Linked DNA regions of Homo sapiens: region 1 is linked to region 2. Evidence: read pairs that join two places in POLR2A ChIA-PET (ENCODE). Cell type or tissue: OCI-LY7. All regions are shown on one strand. Each heading gives the region's core, and the rest is flanking DNA. Links, peaks and the distances in the headings are about the cores only.

Region 1 (6,250 bases), core at 1,251-6,250, 180 kb after region 2:
GGAGGCATCACGTTACCTGACTTCAAACTATACTACAAGGCTACAGTAACCAAAACAGCATGGTACTGGTACCAAAACAGAGATATAGATCAATGGAACAGAACAGAGCCCTCAGAAATAACGCTGCATATCTACAACTCTCTGATCTTTGACAAACCTGAGAAAAACAGGCAATGGGGAAAGGATTCCCTATTTAATAAATGGTGCTGGGAAAACTGGCTAGCCATATGTAGAAAGCTGCAACTGGATCCCTTCCTTACACCTTAAACAAAAATTAATTCAAGATGGATTAAAGACTTAAACGTTAGACCTAAAACCATAAAAACCCTAGAAGAAAACCTAGGCATTACCATTCAGGACATAGGCATGGGCAAGGACTTCATGTCTAAAACACCAAAAGCAATGGCAACAAAAGCCAAAATTGACAAATGGGATCTAATTAAACTAAAGAGCTTCTGCACAGCAAAAGAAACTACCATCAGACTGAACAGGCTACCTACAAAATGGGAGAAAATTTTCGCAACCTACTCATCTGACAAAGGGCTAATATCCAGAATCTACAATGAACTCAAACAAATTTACAAGAAAAAAACAAACAACCCCATCAAAAAGTGGGCAAAGGGTATGAACAGACACTTCTCAAAAGAAGACATTTATGCAGCCAACAGACACATGAAAAAATGCTCATCATCACTGGCCATCGGAGAAATGCAAATCAAAACCACAATGAGATACTATCTTACACCAGTTAGAATGGTGATCATTAAAAAGTCAGGAAACAACAGGTGCTGGAGAGGATGTGCAGAAATAGGAACACTTTTACACTGTTGGTGGGACTGTAAACTAGTTCAACCGTTGTGGAAGACAGTGTGGGGATTCCTCAAAGATCTAGAACTAGAAATACCATTTGACCCAGCCATCTCATTACTGGGTATATACCCAGAGAATTATAAATCATGCTACTATAAAGACACATGCACACATATGTTTATTGCAGCACTATTCACAATAGCAAAGACTTGTCACCAACCCAAATGTCCATCAGTGACAGACTGGATTAAGAAAACCTGGCACATATACATCATGGAATACTTTTACAGCCATAAAAAATGATGAGTTCATGTCCTTTGTAGGGACATGGATGAAGCTGGAAACCATCATTCTGAGCAAACTATCACAAGGACAGAAAATCAAACACCACATGTTCTCAATCATAGGTGGGAATTGAACAATGGGAACACTTGGACACAGGGTGGGGAACATCACACACCAGGGCCTGTCGTGGGGTGAGGGGAGAGGGGAGTAATAGCCTTAGGAGAAATACCTAATGTAAATGACGAGTTAATGGGTGCAGCACGCCAACATGGCACATGCATACATATGTAACAAACCTGCACATTGTACACATGAACCCTAGAACTTAAAGCATAATAAAAATAAACAAATAAAACCCAAGCATGTGCTCTTCACCACATAATTTGGCCCCCTCTTCCCCAAACCGGACTTCCCTCACCCAGCCCTGTCTCCTTTCCAGGTCTCATCTCCCATGGCCCCTCCTTGTGTCTTGCTATGCATCTTTATTCTTCCAGGCCTTTGCACGTGCACTTCCTTCTGCCTGGAATACATTTTCCTTTCTACTATACCCATCAAAAGCCTTTCCATGTGTGGATATCAGCTCAGCAGCTCCTGCTCTTGGAGCCCCTCCTCCAGATCCTGGCTGCTGTTTGCTCCCCTCCTCCTCCCTCCTGTAGTAGCAGGTGTGGTTGGCAGTGTGTGGGCCATGGTGTGTGCCAGGCTGTGGGTGGCCGAGTCTGTGCCAACATTCAACTACCTTATCTACCTCTTTATCAGGCCCCTGTTAGGTGCCAGGCCCTGGGCTGGGATCTAGGAACACAGAGGTATAAGCAAAAAAAAAAAAAAGGCATGTCTTGGCCTTTACAGGGCTTGCAGAGGCTGAGTCCTGTGGTGGAGCATTGTAAGGGGCTGTGAGGTCTCCCAAGAGAAGCCCCTATCCAGGACTGGAGCCCCTATTCAGGACTTGGAATGTCCAGCAGGGCTTTGTGGAGCAAGTGATAGCAAATCTCAGTGGAGCTAGTCAAGCCTTGAGAGGATTAAGAGGGAAAGCAATGTCCTCAACAAAGGGAACAGCCTGTGCAAAGTCCCGGGGGTGAGAGAAAGCTGAGCATGCTCTAGATACCACAGAGATTAGCACAGCTGAAAAGTCAAGTGTGCAGGGCCAGTGTTGCAAGACTACTCTGCAGAGGCAAGCTTTGGTCATTTGACCATGAAAGATTGCATAAGCCATAGGCAGGAATTCTGCTTCTCTCTCATATGTCTATGGGCTCCAGGTGTCTTTGAGGACAGTCTGGCATGGTGGCTAAGAGCCTACCTTTGCAGGCAGCAGACCTGGGTTTGACTTCTCCATCCACTCTGAGGGGGCTCAGCAAGCTACTTACCCACTCTGGGCCTTGGTCTCATCTTTTAAATAGGATTAATAATAGCCACCACTTCCTAGGGTTTGGGAGAAGATTGCATAACTTAATAGAATGAACACACTCCTGGGCACATAGGAAAAGCTTAATTCATGTGACTGTTACAGTGATAACAATAATATCCTGTATTATTGTTACCACTGTTACTGTTCTCACTATTTTTATTATTGGATCTCAATAATCTCTGCCTCTCTAGTGGTGGCACCCAGAACACCTGCCCACATCTTGGTCCTGGGGAAAATGGGCAAAGTCCAGCATTAGAGAACAACTCCTTTGCCCTCCACAACTCTGTGTGGGCCAAAGTATGAAATATCTGTGGCTGGGTGGAATATTCTGGCAGATGCACTGAACACAGGACCTGGATGCTATGTGAACACGGCAGCCTGGCTGGGAAAGCTACCTGTCAGCCAGGCTCACTTCTCCCCTTAAATGGCATTCTCTTTCTTGGGGAAGAGTTTACCCACTCAGGGTTAGTGATTCCTATTCTCCTTGCAGGATGCTTGGACATGTGCTGTGTTGTTAATTCCTTTTTGTGGTCCTTCCTATTCAATCCATTTTACTGCCCTTCTTTGCAGGCCTTGAGCCCTAGAGAGCTAATGCCTAAGAACTATAATACATCACTCAGACTCCCTTATCCACTAACTTCTAGCTAGATTTGGTCAAAGGGAAGCTTTGGTGGGAGATAGGAGGCTGGGAGGAGAGAGAACCCAGGGGTCTATGCCTCCCTCCTTCCTGAACTCCTTTCTTGCTGCAGTCCCTGCATTGGCTGTGACCAGTATGGTGGTAACTCCCGGGGCAGGGGTGGGCAGGTTCTCTTTCTTAGCTCCAGCTCTCTCAGCCATCCCAGAACACATTCCTTCACTTCCCCTTCCCCCTTAGAGAGGTACGGGCCTTCCACTGTTGCTAGCTTGGGAGTGCATCAACTTCTCTTGCTGGCTTCCTTCACCTTGCCCTGACCTCTAAACACAATCCTGTTACTAAATTCTTTTCAACTAAGCCCTTCTGTGTAAGACTTGTTTCCTGCCATGATTCTGATCAGTACTTCCACGGAGGGTCTGCAAAGTACCTTAGAGACACTCCACCCTCGCCAAGAGCAGAACACAAATCTGCCCCTCTCCTTGCCCCCTGGTATCTTGGTGCCTTCCAAGAAGACAGGCAGAGGTCCCATGTGGGCACTTCTCCCATAGGCCCTGCCTATTTGACTGCAGAGCTGCAGAGGAAGCAGGCTCCATCACAGGTGGCCTCAGGGGCCATGGGGGTGGGGAGGTTGTGATTTTATTGCAAGAACAAAGACAAGTCATGGCAGATTTGGGGGCTGGGAAGTGCCATTATCTGATTTGTAATTTTAGAAAGATCGTTTTATCTTTCATGAGCAGAGCAGGTTCTAGAGAGTGAGTGCAGCCCAGGGAAGATATTTAGGAGACTGATGCAATAGTTTCTATTTGAGATTATGGCATGGCCACCATCAGAGACATCTGCCACCTCCATCATGAAGCCTCTGCCAATCACTCCACTTTGAATGAAATTCCTCCTTCCTTTTGTGTGCCCCAAACTTTGTTGTAGCATCTATCGCAGTCAGCCCCTGAGACCCTCTCCTCCTCTCTAGGGTGAGTTCCTTGGCCTCAGTGCTCACTCACTCCCAGGGTTCTAAGCTTACTGGGCAACGACATATCACTAAGCTGGCTGGTACTCTCTAGGCAAATGCAAATGGCTCAGAAGGTATAACACATTATGCCATCATCAACTATTAATATCTAATATCAGATCAGCCGGCATCATCTTGTCAAACTAGAAAAGAAAGTAAGCTTCTGCCAAACATCTGCCATGTGCTGGGCCACCTTCCAAAGATGCCTCATTCAATCCACCAGCAACCTGGGCAGTAGGTTCTCATCTCGCAATGTGGAAACCAAGGCCCAGAGGAGTGGCTGCCCAGCTTGTGAGTGACAGAGCCTGACTCAAACCCAGGTCTCCCTGTTTATTACAGAGGCAAATCAAGAAACATGCTGTCAGAAGAATGGGCCAAGGCTACTGAGGAAACTGGGCCTAGAAAGGTTAATTTGGATAATAACAAACAATTACAAATGGACAATAATGATATCTAGCTTCACACACTTTGTTGATGCCAACTGTCACCCACTGCTACAGCAGAGGGGCATGCTCCTGAGGCTGGGTTCCTCACTATTAGCTGTGGGACTGCACATGCACTTTACACTGCCTACTCAGGTTAAACATTACCTCCTCTAAGAAGCCCTCCTGGACCTCGCAAGTCCTGGATAGGTACACATGTATTTGCCTACAGAGGCCCTTGTAGTTGCCTCTACATACTTACATATGAGTGTATATAAATATACCTTACACTCTCTCTTTCTTCGTATGTATGGGATACATATACACATACATATATAGATATATACATACACATATACACATACAATATACATACATATATATGTATATATATGTGTGTATATATATAGTATATATGTATATTGTATGTGTATATACCTAACTAAAGCCTCAAGACTTCTGTTGACACCTCAAAGAGGGCTTGAGAGCTGTCCTCTATGCTGAAGACTGCAGAGAGGTGGAGGGTATAGACTTGTTTTCAGTGTTCTTGAGGGGGAAGGCCCAATAGGTGAAAGCTGCAGAGACATCAATTTTGATTCAGCCCAAGGAAAAACTTTCTAGTAGCGAGAATTTCCCCAGGATGCAGCAGGCTCCCTGGGGGAGCCTATGAGCGTGGGCTGGGAGAGGCAACTATGGAGAAGGCTACACTTTAAGTGGTGTAGGGAGGAGTGGGAACTGGATCCCTCTAATGGGGTCTTCTAGTTTTGTGATTGGGGGCTCTTTTACCATAAAAAAAACTATTATTTATTAACCTTCTATGAAGCGCTTATCTCCTTACAAACATGAATTCATTCAACCTCACATTGGCCCTGCAAGGTAGATATTATCCAGTTCATGGATAAGGAAATGAGGCTCAGAGAAGTGGGGTAGCTTGCTCATTAGAAATTGGCATAGAAACATGAGCTGCATCTCACACTAGAACTCCGTAGAATAAACCAGCTGCCCCCACTTTCCTCCAGCAGTTAGGTTCATACAAGTTTTACCCATGTCAGCAGCACAACAGAGTTCATTTGGTTTTGTTTTCATGTTCCTTTACTTCCTCTCCAGTATCTCTACCTTTTTCATGCTGAAAGTTGGCCAGCAGTCCAGACCATCAGATCTAATCTGCTCTGGGGGAGTAGGGGCCTGGCCTGGTTCACAGGCAGTCCCCAGACTGGGTGGTGCCTCCTGAACCCTCTTTATTCCTTCTAGAAGGAATCCACTGTTTACTACCTTGTTCCTGGACCTCTAGACACATTTATAAAGCCACAGAACCTGGGAGGGGTAAGGAGGTTACATGAAGCGTGGCAGCTACAGCTGACAGAAGGTTTCAGAAAGTCCTGTCGCTTCAGTTTCAAGTCTGATGAAAGAAAAAAAAAAAAAAAAAAAAGCTAAGCAAAGCCCAACGAGGCTGCCTGCCAGGAGTCTGTGAAACATGGCCCAGGCCAAAGCCAGTGTCAGCCAAGAGGGAAATTACAGGCCTTAAATGGCAGACAAGTCTGCAAAAGCCTCCTAGAGTTGTGTTTGGCAAATGTTTGTTTGCATACATGTTTGTTTGTGTGGATGTGTTTTTCAGCATGTATTTTTTTTTTTAGTTATGTATTTAGCTCTAAGATCGTTTTTAAAAACAATGTCAAAATTGTACTTTAAAA
Region 2 (7,311 bases), core at 1-5,000:
GTGTCCCCACTCAAATCTCACCTTGAATTGTAATAATCCTCACATGTCAAAGGTGGGGTCAGGTGGAGATAATTGAATCATGGGGTCAGTTTCCCCCATACTGTTCTCATGGTAATGAATTAGTCTCATAAGATATTATGGTTTTATAAATGGGAGTTGCCCTGCACAAGCTTTCTTGCTTGCCACCATGTAAGATGTGCTTTTGCTTCTCCTTTGCCTTCTGCCATGATTTTGAGGCCTCCCAAGCCATGTGGAACTGTGAGTCCATTAAACCTCTTTCCTTTATAAATTTCCCAATCTCAGGTATGTCTTTATTAGCAGTGTGAGAACAGACTAATACATCCACCATAAGTTGGCTGTGTCTCTGATTTACACACATGATCTTTGCTCAAAGACCTTGGTTAATGAAGCACGCTCTTTCTAAAACATTACTGTTATTGGCAGACAGAAAAAAGCATAGCCCTTAAAGCTTATACTGAGAGCAATTTATATGACCGAGCCTGATGTCAGTGAGGAGGGGCAGCAAGTATTTTTGAATAGTATTGCAGTCTACCACACCCTGCACTCCACATTCCCTCCATTCCTTTGAGTCGCTGCCACCCCAGACATTTTCCATCGCTCTGACAGTTTCCTGTCTTTGCATGTACGTTTATCCCTAATCAAAAGGCTACCTGGCAAACTCCTATTCACCCTTCAGGAGCCAGCTCAAATAATCACTACCTCTGAAGCTTTCCCTCACCCCATCTCCTGCTTCACCTCGAATAGTTATTATCCTCTTTGGCTGTCACCATACTGGGTACATACCTGAAGTAGAGAATGTTTTTCACATGATCTTGTAAATGTCTTCTTAAATCCCTGACTCCAAATCCAGCAACTGTGTCTTATTCTTATTTTGTATCTCCAATGCTTAATACAAAGCCTGGCATATGAAAGCATAGAAGGTGCTCAGTAAATGCTTGTTGATGGATTTTTTTTAAATAGCCTTTTCCATAGTGGAATGAAGGGGGTGTTTTAATGATTGAGTAGCAATAGTACCTTGTTTTAATACATAATATGTGGAAAATGTCAAATTCCCCTGCTGAAGCCTCCTTAAAGGCATCCTATTAGCTTAAAAGAGCTAGGACTTCTCATCTCACTTTTCTCCAGCCACACTGCCTTTGGCTGAATCAATCAGGATAGCCTAAGTTATGCTATGATTAAGAATATTTCCAAACCTCAGTGACTTAAGAAATAAAGTTTTTTTCTTGTTCCTATATGTTCATATGCTATAATTAAATCATTTTTTTCCCCCAAACCTCAGTGACTTAAGAAATACAGTTTTTTTTTTCCTTGCTCCTGCAATATGTCCAGCAAGGGTTGGCAAGCACTCTGATCACATCACCTTCCTCTAGGACCCAGGCTGATGGAACACCCACTTTCAGGAACATTTCAGATCTCGTGGTAGAAGGAAAGGCAGCTTTGAAGGGTCTCATCACAGCAATTAAGTGTCTTTTCCTAAGAATGTCACATGTCACTTCTCACACATTCATTGACTAAAACTAGTCTCATGGCCCAGCCCAGCCAAGCCACAAGGGGACCAGGAAGCACAATCCTATGGTGACCAGTCCTAATGACTCCCACACTAGCCTTCATTTGTTCCTCATATAAGACAAACTATTTGTTGTCTAAGAACCTCTTAACCCTTCCTTGTTTTTTGGCCAATTTCTATCTTTCTTTGGATGTTAGCTTAAATGACAAAGAGACTTTCTGTGATTTTTCCTAATGTGCCCTCTCTCCATGTAAATTAGATTTCTCCTTATACTCTCATAAGTCCCTATAACTTTTCTTTGAGAAGGATTATGAATAACACCCCTTTCTCACCTTCTGGAGTTAAGAACCAGCTGAGAGTTAGACACAGGAATCAGATGAGTGGGGATCAAAATATCAATGTGAAAGCTAATACAGACTGGTTTGGAGGGTATGGCAAACAGGAAGCCACAGTGGATTTTCTGATTGTCTTAGTCTCTTTTGTGTTGCTATAAAGGAATTCCTGAGGCTGGGTAATTTATAAAGAAAAAAAAAGGTGTATTTGGCTCATAATTCTGCTGCTTGGAAAGTTCATGATTGGGCATCTGCATCTGGTAAGGGCCTCAGGCTGTTTCTACTCATGAGAGAAGGTGAAGGGGTTCTGGGTGTGTAGAGATTACATGGGCAAAAGGGAAGCAAGAGAGAAAAGGGGGAGGTGCAAAGCTCTTTTTAATATCCAGCTCTCCTGAGAACTAATAGAGCTAGAAGAACTCACTCCCTGCCTCACCCCAGGGAGGGCATTACTCTATTCATGAAGGATCTGCTCCCATGGCCCAAACACCTCCCATTTGGCCCCACCTCCAACAGGTGGGAATCACATTTCAACATGATGTTTGGAGGAGACAAACATTCAACCCATAGCACTGATGTTTCACCCATGCATTAAACTTACCTACTGGTTCCTGGCTATGATGGACAGTTGCAGACCTTCTCCAGAGGTACAGTGAGTGTATACATCCTTTGGATGAATTGACTCTGAAAAGTGAGAGCCGGTTTCTGAGTGGGGCATGCATGGGTCTTTCTTGTGAACTCAGAAATCAGATAACTCAAATTACTTTTCTTCCCATGGGGACTATATATAAAGGATGGAGAGAAAGGATAAGAGGGTTATTTTAGCAGATGTCCCATCATGGAAAACTGAGGCAAGGGAAATGGTGATTTTCTCTTAACAATAGAATGTTTTAAAAAGTATTATTCTATATTTCTTTATGTAATTATGTATTTTTTTAAACTGTCTTATTAAAGTCCATTTCACACACTAGATGCCAAGTGTCAAGAATATAGAAAAACTGTATCTCTTGGTCTCCACTGTATCCATAGCATCTAGCATGCTTAGCACAGAGAATATACCCAATACATCTTTTTTATACATCGGAGCCCTTGTGGAAGTCCTTTTGGATTTTCTTCAAGGTTTTTGTCAAGGAGGAATGTGTAACTGTTGCGTACATTATCACACTTATGGTGATGCCTTTTCTCTACTCAGAACTTCTACAAAACCTATAGGATCATAAAGTGGCAAGAGTCCTTAGTGGTCACCTTCCAAGTCCTGCCTTTTTTCCAATGCAGAAATTCCTTTGCTAGCATCTTCACTACTTAAATACTTCTAGTCACAAAGTAAGGACACAATGCCCAAAGCCAAGAGTAGTAATTCTACTAAATGCTACTGGTTGGACACCATTGGGTCCCATCTTTGGGAATATTGTGGGCCTGAAATTTGGAAAGCAATTTGGCCAACCACAGATATCTGTGGGAAGGACAGCCAAATGGTGAGAGGCCTGAAACCTTGTCTTGTGGAGAAGAATTGAATGAACTGGGATTATTTGCCTGGGAGAAGTGTGGGTTGGAGAAGGCAGGGGGAAGACCAATAGAGCACCCATAGGAGTCTCTGTAGGTTTTGAGGTCAGAGCTAGGCTAATGGTTAGAAGTTAGAGAAGAAAACTTTCCTGTATTTAAGAAGGAACTTTCTGAAGTTAAAATTATTTATCAATAGGATAGTTGCCTTAAAAGTAGAATTGTAGTTTCCCTGCTCAACATGTATTTATTATCTACTATGTGCCAGAAACGATGCCATAAATTATCATTTATGATAATTCCTTGTCAGCTCATTGTACTTATAGTAATCATCATTCTTATTTTCAATGTTCATAAAAGCCATCTTAAAGAATCTCATTTAGAATTCTGGAGTGGTAATTAACATCACTGTTTCTCATTTCTGGAATTGACCTTTTTTTACCTTCAAAATTCCTAAACCTGGAATGATACATTCTCATGTCCACTATTAGATGGATATTTTTCTGTCAAAAAATGGGTGTTTTCAGTATCCATAAATCAAAATTACCTGGTCTTGGGATCACTTGAGAAGATTAGGTACTCCCTTATCAGCTGTGGCGAAGAACTACAAAGTTTTCACCAAACCTCTTTTCTTTTCCTCTTGTATGTACAGATAGACTACATTTCCTGGCCTCCTTTCTAAATACCTGTGGCTGAGTTTTAGTCAATGCAGTGAATGTGCTGTGTATCACTTACAGGCTTGGCTCATAAAACCGTCTCTCCCCATCTCCTCGTCTCTGTGTCTCCAAGGTCGTAGAGAAGGGCAGGTCCACAGATAGAAGTAGTCCAGATCTCTGAATAACCATGTGAAAGGTTTCTTATCGACCAGAAATATTCTCAATAGGATTTTGATGGAATGAGGAATCAACTTTATTGCGCTGAGCCACTGAAATGTTGGAGCATATGTGTTAAAGCTGCTGTTTTATTTCAGTTAGTGCTGCAGGATACCCTCAATGAAGAAACAAATGTGGAACTGAACTTAGGGATTTTGTTCTGCTCTTTCTAGTTTGAAGAAAAGTAGTGGAGGAGGCAGAAGAAAAGAATATAGCATTTAATTGTGCTGAGGTTCCTTTTACAATGCTTTCTTCCCATCTAATTTATAAACTTCATGAAGCATGTTACCATGTCTTACATACTCTTCCATATTTAATCTTTCAGTGGGTATTTATTGAGAACTGTAAGGTGCTTTGGGGATTTCAGAAGAAAAATAGATAGCATATATTGTTAACTATTTTACTCATTTATTCAAAAAATTTTGAGCATTTACTATGGGACAGCCTTTGGTAATCCCTGGTGAACAAAAGCTATAGTACCTGCCCACAAGTTGGGGTCTAGCAAGGAAAGTAGAATAAAGAGGCAAGACTAGTCCAGTATGGCAATGCTATGAAAAACAAGGAACAGGATGCTCTAGGTTCCCTGGGGAAATCTGACAAGGGTCAGGGTCAGATAATTGTCCTCTAGGAACTGAGCCCTCCAAGATGAGTAGGAGTAGCCAGAAAAAGAGGAGATAGTGGAGAGAGAAAGAATATTCTGGGAAGAGGGAGTGCATATACAAAGGCCTGGATATTATTGAATATGGGGCATGTTTGGAGGGACAAAAAGGTAAACTGGGAAGAAGAATGGAGAGAATGAGCCTGAGAGGAAGGTCTTGTAATATATGTATGCATGTACTTAATAAATGCATTCAGAAGGCTTTGTGTGATGTACAAGTATAATATGTAATATGGGTATGCATTTACCTAGAAGGAAATATGGCTGATTAACCATTAGGATGTCAATGGTTGTGATTTTTGGGTAATTTCCACTTTCTTTCTTATGTTCTCTGTTTGTTTTAAAATTCTCTACAACGAACATGTATTCCACATGTAATTTAAAAAAATCAGAATACATGTTTCTTTTTCTTATTAGTCGTGACTGCACCTGCTGTCCCTCATTGGATCCTCACAGCAGTCTTCTTTGCAAACTGAGGTTCAGAGCTGATACATGGCGAAGCTGGAATTAGACTTCCTAATGTCCCATTTATTCTAATTTCCTCTCCATTTTGCCTGCCTTCCCTGCAGTTTTCTAAGTAGCAATGATGGTTTTTCTTGGAACTACTGCCTTTTAGCACAGTGTTGCCTGTTTGTGTGTATGTAGTTTGCAACATGAAGAAACTGGGTCAAAGTTCTTATAATACTGACCTACCTAGGAGGCTTCCCACACACAAAGGATGGTCCTCAACCTACTGGGTTAGGTAGACTTATCTTTTCTGTGATATTATCATATCCTTCGCCAGTTATTTGGAACTTGAGGAGGAGGCTATTGATAGTTTTTAAAAATACAGTTAGGGAGGTGATTATTCCTGATTATTTTATCAACTCACATCTTTATTGACTAGCATGTTGGTGCTTGACCAAACCAGTGATGATGAATATTTGTAATGAATGACAAAACACTTGAAAGTCTGGAAACATTGTGTTAGCATTCTCTAAATCATGTTGTGGCAACAAACAACCCCCAGCATCTCAGAGGCTTAAAACAACATGAGTTTATTTCATATGCATGTTACATTTCCTTCCTGATTTACACCTTAGGTCTTTACTTCGAGACCCAGGCTGAAGGAGCAGCCTCTGTTTGAGATATTGCTGGTGTATGTTACAGACGAGGGTGAGAGCTGTCACCATGGGGTGGCTCTTAAGGCTTTACCTATGGGCATTTCCACTCACCTTTCATTGGCCAAATTGTGTCACAGTGTCACAAAACCAAGCCTGAGACAGGGGAAGAAGAGAAGACTTGATAGGGAGGGGTAGCAACAATTTTGCAAACACTTTCAGTTCTCTGAGTCTCAGTTTCTTTACCTGTAAAGTGGAAATAAGACAATTATGGAATAGTCAAACCATGGAATATCCTGTAGCCATTTTAAAAGGAGCTAATTAACCTTATAAAGATGAGTTGACCTAGAGGAATGCCCATGATGTAGCAATAAGTGAAGAAAGGAAAGTTTCAGAGTAATGTGCATAGCATGGTCTCATTTCTGCACAAATTGAAACACCTATATCTGAGTATGTCTGTTTATGTGAGAATACCAATAAAAATAGCTAATGTTTAATGAGTGCTTTCTTCATATGCCCAGCACTATGCTAAGTGTTTTTTTTTAAACATGCATTTGCTCCTTTAATCCTTGAAAAAAAAAACAGCAGAAAGTTATATACCAAATGGTTATCATTAGTAGCCTTAGTCAGGGGTGGGATTAGAGAGAAGATTTTATTCTCTTTAAAAATTAGATTTCTGTAAATTTTTACTTGTCACAATAGGTAGGTTAATTAGCTCTTCTTGTGAAACAAACCATCGCAAAATCTGAGTGCTACGCAATGTTAATCAGTTGATTTCCTGCTCTTTGGTCTGCAGGTCAGTTGAGGTGGCTTCACCTTCCTAAGACCTAATTTGGTGTTCTGTCCTCCCCATTACAGCTGCCACCCTTACAGTTTTCTAAGTAGTGATGATGGCTTTTCCTGCAACTGCTGACTTTAATGCATTGTTGCATGTGTGCGTAGTTTACAACCTGGAGAAATGGGGGGCTGAGGGTCACATTCAAATGTGCTCCATGTGTCTCATTCTAGAACTCATCCTAGAGAGGTCGAATCTACCAGGGGCATATTCTTCTCAGGGGAGACACTGGGGTAAATGGAAGCATGTGAAACTTTTTAAGGCCAGGCTTGGAACTGTTATGATATCATTTCTGTCCACGTTCTATTGACTGAAGCAAGTATCACAGCTAAGTTCAGTATCAGTAGAGCTGGGAAGTCATAGAGGTTGCAGAAGGAGGGAGTGAATATTGTAATATATCATAATAAGCATAAATTAATTTCTTAGTTAAGAAACAGAAACAAAAATGAAACAAAGAAAAAACTAGTAAAGTGAAGAAAAGAGAACACT

Evidence for each region. ChIA-PET counts read pairs that join two places held together with the same protein. Peaks named below come from ENCODE experiments on the same cell type or tissue, not always from the same donor. Only the 100,000 strongest peaks of a DNase experiment are listed, where the experiment ranks them.
Region 1: POLR2A ChIA-PET joins it to region 2 with 5 read pairs; 11 of 35 experiments call an interaction of 5 or more read pairs at or near these places.

What each region holds. Positions count from the first base shown.
Region 1 is chr1:58,962,839-58,969,088 of GRCh38, forward strand. No RefSeq gene overlaps it. Among named protein-coding and RNA genes, the nearest start is that of LINC01358, 55 kb to the right of the region's middle. RefSeq lists an enhancer at 5,744-5,903. In OCI-LY7, for the core only: no CTCF peak of the experiment used is centred there; DNase peaks (open chromatin) are centred at 2,213, 3,703, 5,613 and 5,943; H3K4me3 peaks cover 951 bases; H3K27ac peaks cover 2,870 bases.
Region 2 is chr1:58,788,946-58,796,256 of GRCh38, forward strand. The region is part of intron 1 of JUN-DT (JUN divergent transcript); the gene reads left to right. Among named protein-coding and RNA genes, the nearest start is that of JUN-DT, 7.4 kb to the left of the region's middle. In OCI-LY7, for the core only: no CTCF peak of the experiment used is centred there; no DNase peak of the experiment used is centred there.